Linked DNA regions of Homo sapiens: region 1 is linked to region 2. Evidence: read pairs that join two places in POLR2A ChIA-PET (ENCODE). Cell type or tissue: GM12878. All regions are shown on one strand. Each heading gives the region's core, and the rest is flanking DNA. Links, peaks and the distances in the headings are about the cores only. Region 1 overlaps ENTREP2 (endosomal transmembrane epsin interactor 2). Region 2 overlaps ENTREP2 (endosomal transmembrane epsin interactor 2).

Region 1 (2,912 bases), core at 149-2,648, 50 kb after region 2:
GTGTGTGTATGTTGCATGGAAGTACACATGTATGCAGCAGGCTAACACTGACTGCATTTACTGTGTGCAAGTCTCTGCAATATGCTCCCAAGACACAGTAGCTCATTTAGTCATTACAACAACCTTTGCAATAGAAATACCAATGGCCACCCATATTCACTGGTTCTCATTTGCCTGGCTGTGTTCTAAGCCTTGCCACCACCTGGGAGGTAGGTTCTATCATTTTCCCCCATGAAATAAATGAATGAACTGAGCCTCACGGGGATAGAGTTACTCACCCAATGGAGGAGCTCTTATGATCCCCATGTTACCAGTGGGGAGACTGAGGCACAGAGAAGTTCAGAAAGTCACTTGAGGCCATACAGTAAGAAATAGAGTCTGTACCCTTAAGCACATCACACTACTTCCCAGTAGAGAAAGATCACCTTCTGTGATGCTTAATTTTACGAGCCAACTTGACAGGGCTAAGAGGTACCCAGAGAGCTGGTTGAGCATCATTTCTGGGTATGTGTGTCAGGGTGTCTCCAGAAGAGGCTAGGATTTGAATCTGTAGACTGGAGTAGAGAAGATCACCCTCACCAATGTGGGTGCACCTCATCCAGTCCACTGAGGGCCCACATAGAACAAAAAGGCAGAGGAAGGGCGCCGTCTCTCTCCCCTTGAGCTGGAACATCCATCTTCTGTCCTTGGCCATCAGAGCTTCTGCTTCTCCCACCTTCAGACTCCAGGACTTAACACCAGCAGCTCCACCCCTCCTCCTGTTCTCAGGCCTTCGGGCTCTGGCTGAAGCACACCACCAGCCTTCCAGGGTCTCCAGCCTGGAGATGGCAGATTGTGGGACTTCTTGGCCTTCACAAGTGCATGAACCTATTCCCATGATCAATGTCCTGTATACCCCATTGGTTCTGTTTCTCTGGAGAGTCCTCCTAATACACTTTCCTTTTAAGAATGTATAAAAAGACATACATATGTGTACACACATTCACAGCTCAATTAAGACCCTTCTATCATGAGAGAATGGAGACACGTTCTAAGACACTAGGGGATCGGGGGTGGGAGAGGGCCTGGCTCCAAAATAGATATTTTGATGAAACCAGAGTAAATTCTTAGAAATTTTCTGAGTCTCACGGTGATAAACAGACACTGTCTCTATGAAACACGCACAAGTTTCAATGATAGAAAAGGAAGAGATGAGAATAGCTAGCGACCAGAAGGAAACACACCAAGAGAAAAGGAGACTGCCCCAAAACAGAAAGAGAGACTGGACCAGTTAAAACTCTGCACTGGAAATAGTTAAGACCAGGCCAGATACTGCAAAAAAAGAAAAAACTGGTAAAAATATTTTCTGTAGAGCAGTATTTTACATTTCCCCTCATTTTGCTAGATTTTTCTGTTTGCCCTCCAGATCCACCATACACCTTTACTGCTGCCTGGAGGCTGATCTTGATGAGGCTTCCCTGTTTTCCACTGGGTTCAGACTTGGGCAGCACTGAGGGGAGACTGGAGTGGGCAAGGCATGGCAACTGGGGTATTTGTTTCCTCTCTGCTGGAAAGGACCAGTGCCTGCATTCTCTCACCAAAGGCCACCCCTGTCTCAGGGTGAATCCTACGAATTCAGGTCTCACTCCAGGCCCCAGAGCCACTCCCTCCCTGTGCTGTTAAGGTCCAGGAGCCAGGGCAGCTCTCAGCTATGGCTAGCCCTGACAGCCTCACCATTTCTGCCCCTACCTTTGTAAATAGTCACCCCATTAAACTCCCCATTACCCAATTTAAATATGTCATCTGCTTCCTGCTGGGATACTGAGTATGAAGTGCTCCAGGCATCCCCCAGGACAGAGCCCCTGTATCATGATCTGTTTTATAAACCGTGGTTCTGGACAGTAATTTGAGTTTTTAAAGGTCCCATTGGCTTTTTTTTTTTTAAGCTTAAAAACCAAAGATGAAGTTTAAATTTGAGAAGCATTCATGAGAATGCCAAAAAAGGGACAGAGTGATACAAATAAAAAAAAAAAACCTCACACTTGGAGGATCAGAAGCTGAGATTTAAATGATTAATAATGCATGCTTCCAGAGAAGAGCCCAGAACAAATCATTCTGTTCTCATTATGTAGTGAAACTTACACTGGCTTCAGACCTTTCCTCAAATTGCTAATGCCAGAAAAACTGATTGCTCAAGAATTCTGAATCTAACCAAATTACTCTTACATTGAAAGTAACAGATGGCTACTTTCATTTATACACTGTGGGAAATATATATCACCCATGTCCCCATGGTGAAGAGATGAATGAAAATTCAGAACGTAAGAGAGCTGAAGTCAGATAGTAAGCAAATGATGGAGAGTGGAATGGCTGAGCTAAATAAGGGGTCCCACGAAGAGGAGGCTTTATAACCTGAGTTCCCTATGTAAAATTAAAATGTGAAGGGGGTTTTAGATGCACAGAATAAAAAATGCTAATTTACTCATTTTTCCATAAGGAAAAGATGTTAAAATTGACTTTTTTTGGGAGTATCACTTACCTACGAGGCAATGTTCTCTGTTCCAATAGCGATGGTGGTCACCCAGGGACTTACATTTGCTGAAGCTCATTGAACTCTATTCTTAAAACAAGTGCATCTTGTTCTATGTGAGGATGTGAGGATGAGAAGATTTTTATCTTTGGTTTTGGTAATTTGATAAATGTAGGGTTGAGGATACTTTTGAAAAATCAACAAGATGGTCTAGAAGTGAAGAAGATATGAAATGTATATATATGTGTGTGTGTGTATATATATATATATATATATATATATATTTTTTTTTTTTTTTTTTTTTTTTTTTTGAGACGGAGTCTCGCTCTGTCGCCCAGGCTGGAGTGCAGTGGCGTGATCTCAGCTCACTGCAGGCTCTGCCTCCTGGGTTCACGCCATTCTC
Region 2 (2,912 bases), core at 152-2,651:
TTGATGTAGTCAGCTGCACAGAAATGCTTAATGCTTTTCTCAGATGATTCCAACCAAACTGACTTTGATTTCAGACAGATAGCCCATGGCCATGCTGACACATAAAACCAACCATGACACTGGGTTTTTTTTCAGCCTTTTATTTTTTTTTTAGGTTTAGGGACACATGTTATAGGGGTACTTTTTTTAGGTTTAGGGGTACACTGTCATAGAGCTAAATGGCATGTTGTTGGGGGTTGTTGTGCAGGTTATTTTGTCACCCAGGTGATTAAGCACAGTACCCGACAGGTAGTGTTTTGATCCTAACCCCCCTCCCCCACCCTCCACCCTGAAGTAGGCCCCAGTGTCTATTACTCCCTTCTTTGTGTCCATGTGTACCCAATGTTTAGCTCCCATTTATAAGTGAGAACATGTGGTATTTGGTTTTCTGTTCTTGCATTAATTTGCTTAGGATAATGGCCTCCAGTTCCATCTATGTTGCTGCAAAGGACATGATCTCATTCTTTCTTACGGCTGCATAGTATTCCATGGTTTATATGTACCACATTTTCTTTCTTTTTTCTTTATTTTTGAGATGGAGTCTCACTCTGTCACCCAGGCCGGAATGCAGTGGCGTGATCTCGGCTCACTGCAACCTCCACCTCCCAGGTTCAGGCGATTCTCTTGCCTCAGCCTCCCAAGTAGCTGGGACTACAGACAGCTGCCACCATGCCCTGCTAATTTTTGTGTATTTTTAGTAGAGATGGGGTTTCACCATGTTGGCTAGGCTCATCTTGAACCTCTGACCTCGGGTGATCTGCCTGCTTTGGCCTCCCAAAGTGCTGGGATTACAGGTGTGAGCCACCGCACCCGGCTGTATGGCATTTTCTTTATCAACACTCCACTGAAAATATTGAACAGATCATCGAGGCAGAAAACTAACAAAGATATTTGGGACCTGAACTTGACACCTGACCAAATGGACCTAACAGACATCTACAGAACTCTCCACCCAAAATTAAGAGAATGTACATTCTTCTCATCTGCACATGGCACATACTCTAAAACTGACCACACAATCAGCCATGAAACAATTCTCAACAAATGCAAAAAAACTGAAATCATAGCCACCACACTATCAGACCACAGTGCAATAAAAATAGAAATTAACACTAAGAAAATCACTCAAAACCATACGACTACATGGCAAACAACCATGACACTGTTACAGCCATCTTACCTGTTCCCTCCTTCAAGACCTCCCTTGCAGCCTGCTCTCAACTCACCAACCAGAGTGGGCCTTTAAAAAATTAAGCCAGGCAATGACACTCTCTGCTTAACACCTCCCAGTGGCTCCCTACAGCACACAGAGTAAAAGGCAGAGGACTTAGATTGACTTACAAGGCCCTGCAGTTTCCTTCCCTCTCCCTTCCTCTATGATCCCCTCTCTTTCCTCCCCACTGCTCACTTCCCTCTAGCCACAGGGCCTCCTGGTTGCTCTTAGAACTGTCAGTCCCACTCAGGGCCTCCGTACTGACTATTCCCTCTGCCTCAGACATTGCAAGGCAAACTCCTTCACCTCCTCACTCCCTCACTTGGCTCAAGAGTCACATGCTCAATCAGCTCTGCTGTCACCATCCTATTTACAATGATAGTTTCTGCCCCCATCACTCCCTCAGCCAACTGTACCACGTTCTACTTTCTAACAGACGTTACCATTTTTAGTCTATTACTATATGCCTTCATTAGGATGTGAGCTCCATGAGGGCTGAGATCTTGGTCTGATTTGTTCCCTGATCTATCTCAAATCCTCAAAACAGTGTTAATAGTTGAAAAGCACTCAATAAATATTGGTTGAATGAACAAATAAAGGGCTTATCAAATGCAAAGATAAATTTTTCATTTAAATTCTCTGCCAGAATTTCTGGTTCCAGAAGATGGGCAGAGGACAAGTCATACTGGAGCTTGCACGGCACAATGAGTTCAGAAGACTATTCTGAGTGAGACTGGAAGACAAATGAGAATTTTGAACTGGGGAGTGACATGAGGTGACTTACAGGTTTTTAAAAGTTCATCATGGCTTCTGTGTGGTGCACAGGATTCAAAGGCAGGAGTAGCGCCAGGGAGAGTATTTCAGCTGCCTTGGTCCAGCAAGAGATTAAAGTGGTTCAGACCAGAGAAGCTGTGCTGGAGGTGATGAGAAGTGGCTGGACCCTGGATATACTACGAAGGCAGAGCTAACAGGTCTTGTTGATGCACTTTGCTGAGAGGGAGAGGAAGAGAGGGAGTGGCGAGAGTCAAGGGTAACTGTTGAAGTTTTGGCCTCAGAAACTGAGTAAATGGCAGTATCCATTACTGGGACAGAACAGAGGGGAGAAGAACAGACTTGGGAGTGGAATCAAGAATTCTGCTTTGGATGTGTTAAAATGGAAATGCCTACCAGACATCCATATGGAGGTGCTGACTGGCCAGTTGGATACATGAGTCTGGAGCCCAAAAAAGAAGCTGAACTAAAGATAGTTTTTAAAGCCATGGGTCTGGTTGAAATCCCATTAGAGAGAGAAGCTGGATAGAGAGGAAGACTCGGGGCTTCGTGCTGAAGCACTTCCCCTTTAGGAAGAAAAGCCAGCAAGAGGGGCTAAAGAAGCAGCCAGTGAGGTAGGGAAGGGCTGAGCAGCTCTACCGAACTGGAAGCCACATGGAGCATGTGTTTCAAATGTTGCTGTGGGGTCAGGTGAGAAGAGTCTAATCACTGACTGCGGGATTTGGCCATATGAGGGCCTTGGGGCCCCAGGCAGCGCTGCGATACCCCAGTGGGTTGTTGGTGATCCTTCAGGATGGGAAGCAGTGCCCACTGGGGCAAGTAGGGTGGTACAGGCTGACTGTGGGAGGCGCAGGGCTCAGGGAAACCTGAGCATTCAGCATAGACAGGA

Evidence for each region. Peaks named below come from ENCODE experiments on the same cell type or tissue, not always from the same donor. Only the 100,000 strongest peaks of a DNase experiment are listed, where the experiment ranks them.
Region 1: POLR2A ChIA-PET joins it to region 2 with 5 read pairs; 3 of 35 experiments call an interaction of 5 or more read pairs at or near these places.

Annotation. Positions count from the first base shown.
Region 1 is chr15:29,353,505-29,356,416 of GRCh38, forward strand. The region is part of intron 2 of ENTREP2 (endosomal transmembrane epsin interactor 2); the gene reads right to left. Among named protein-coding and RNA genes, the nearest start is that of NSMCE3, 85 kb to the left of the region's middle. In GM12878, for the core only: no CTCF peak of the experiment used is centred there; no DNase peak of the experiment used is centred there; H3K27ac peaks cover 225 bases.
Region 2 is chr15:29,303,328-29,306,239 of GRCh38, forward strand. All of the region lies in intron 2 of ENTREP2 (endosomal transmembrane epsin interactor 2), which reads right to left. Among named protein-coding and RNA genes, the nearest start is that of NSMCE3, 35 kb to the left of the region's middle. In GM12878, for the core only: no CTCF peak of the experiment used is centred there; no DNase peak of the experiment used is centred there.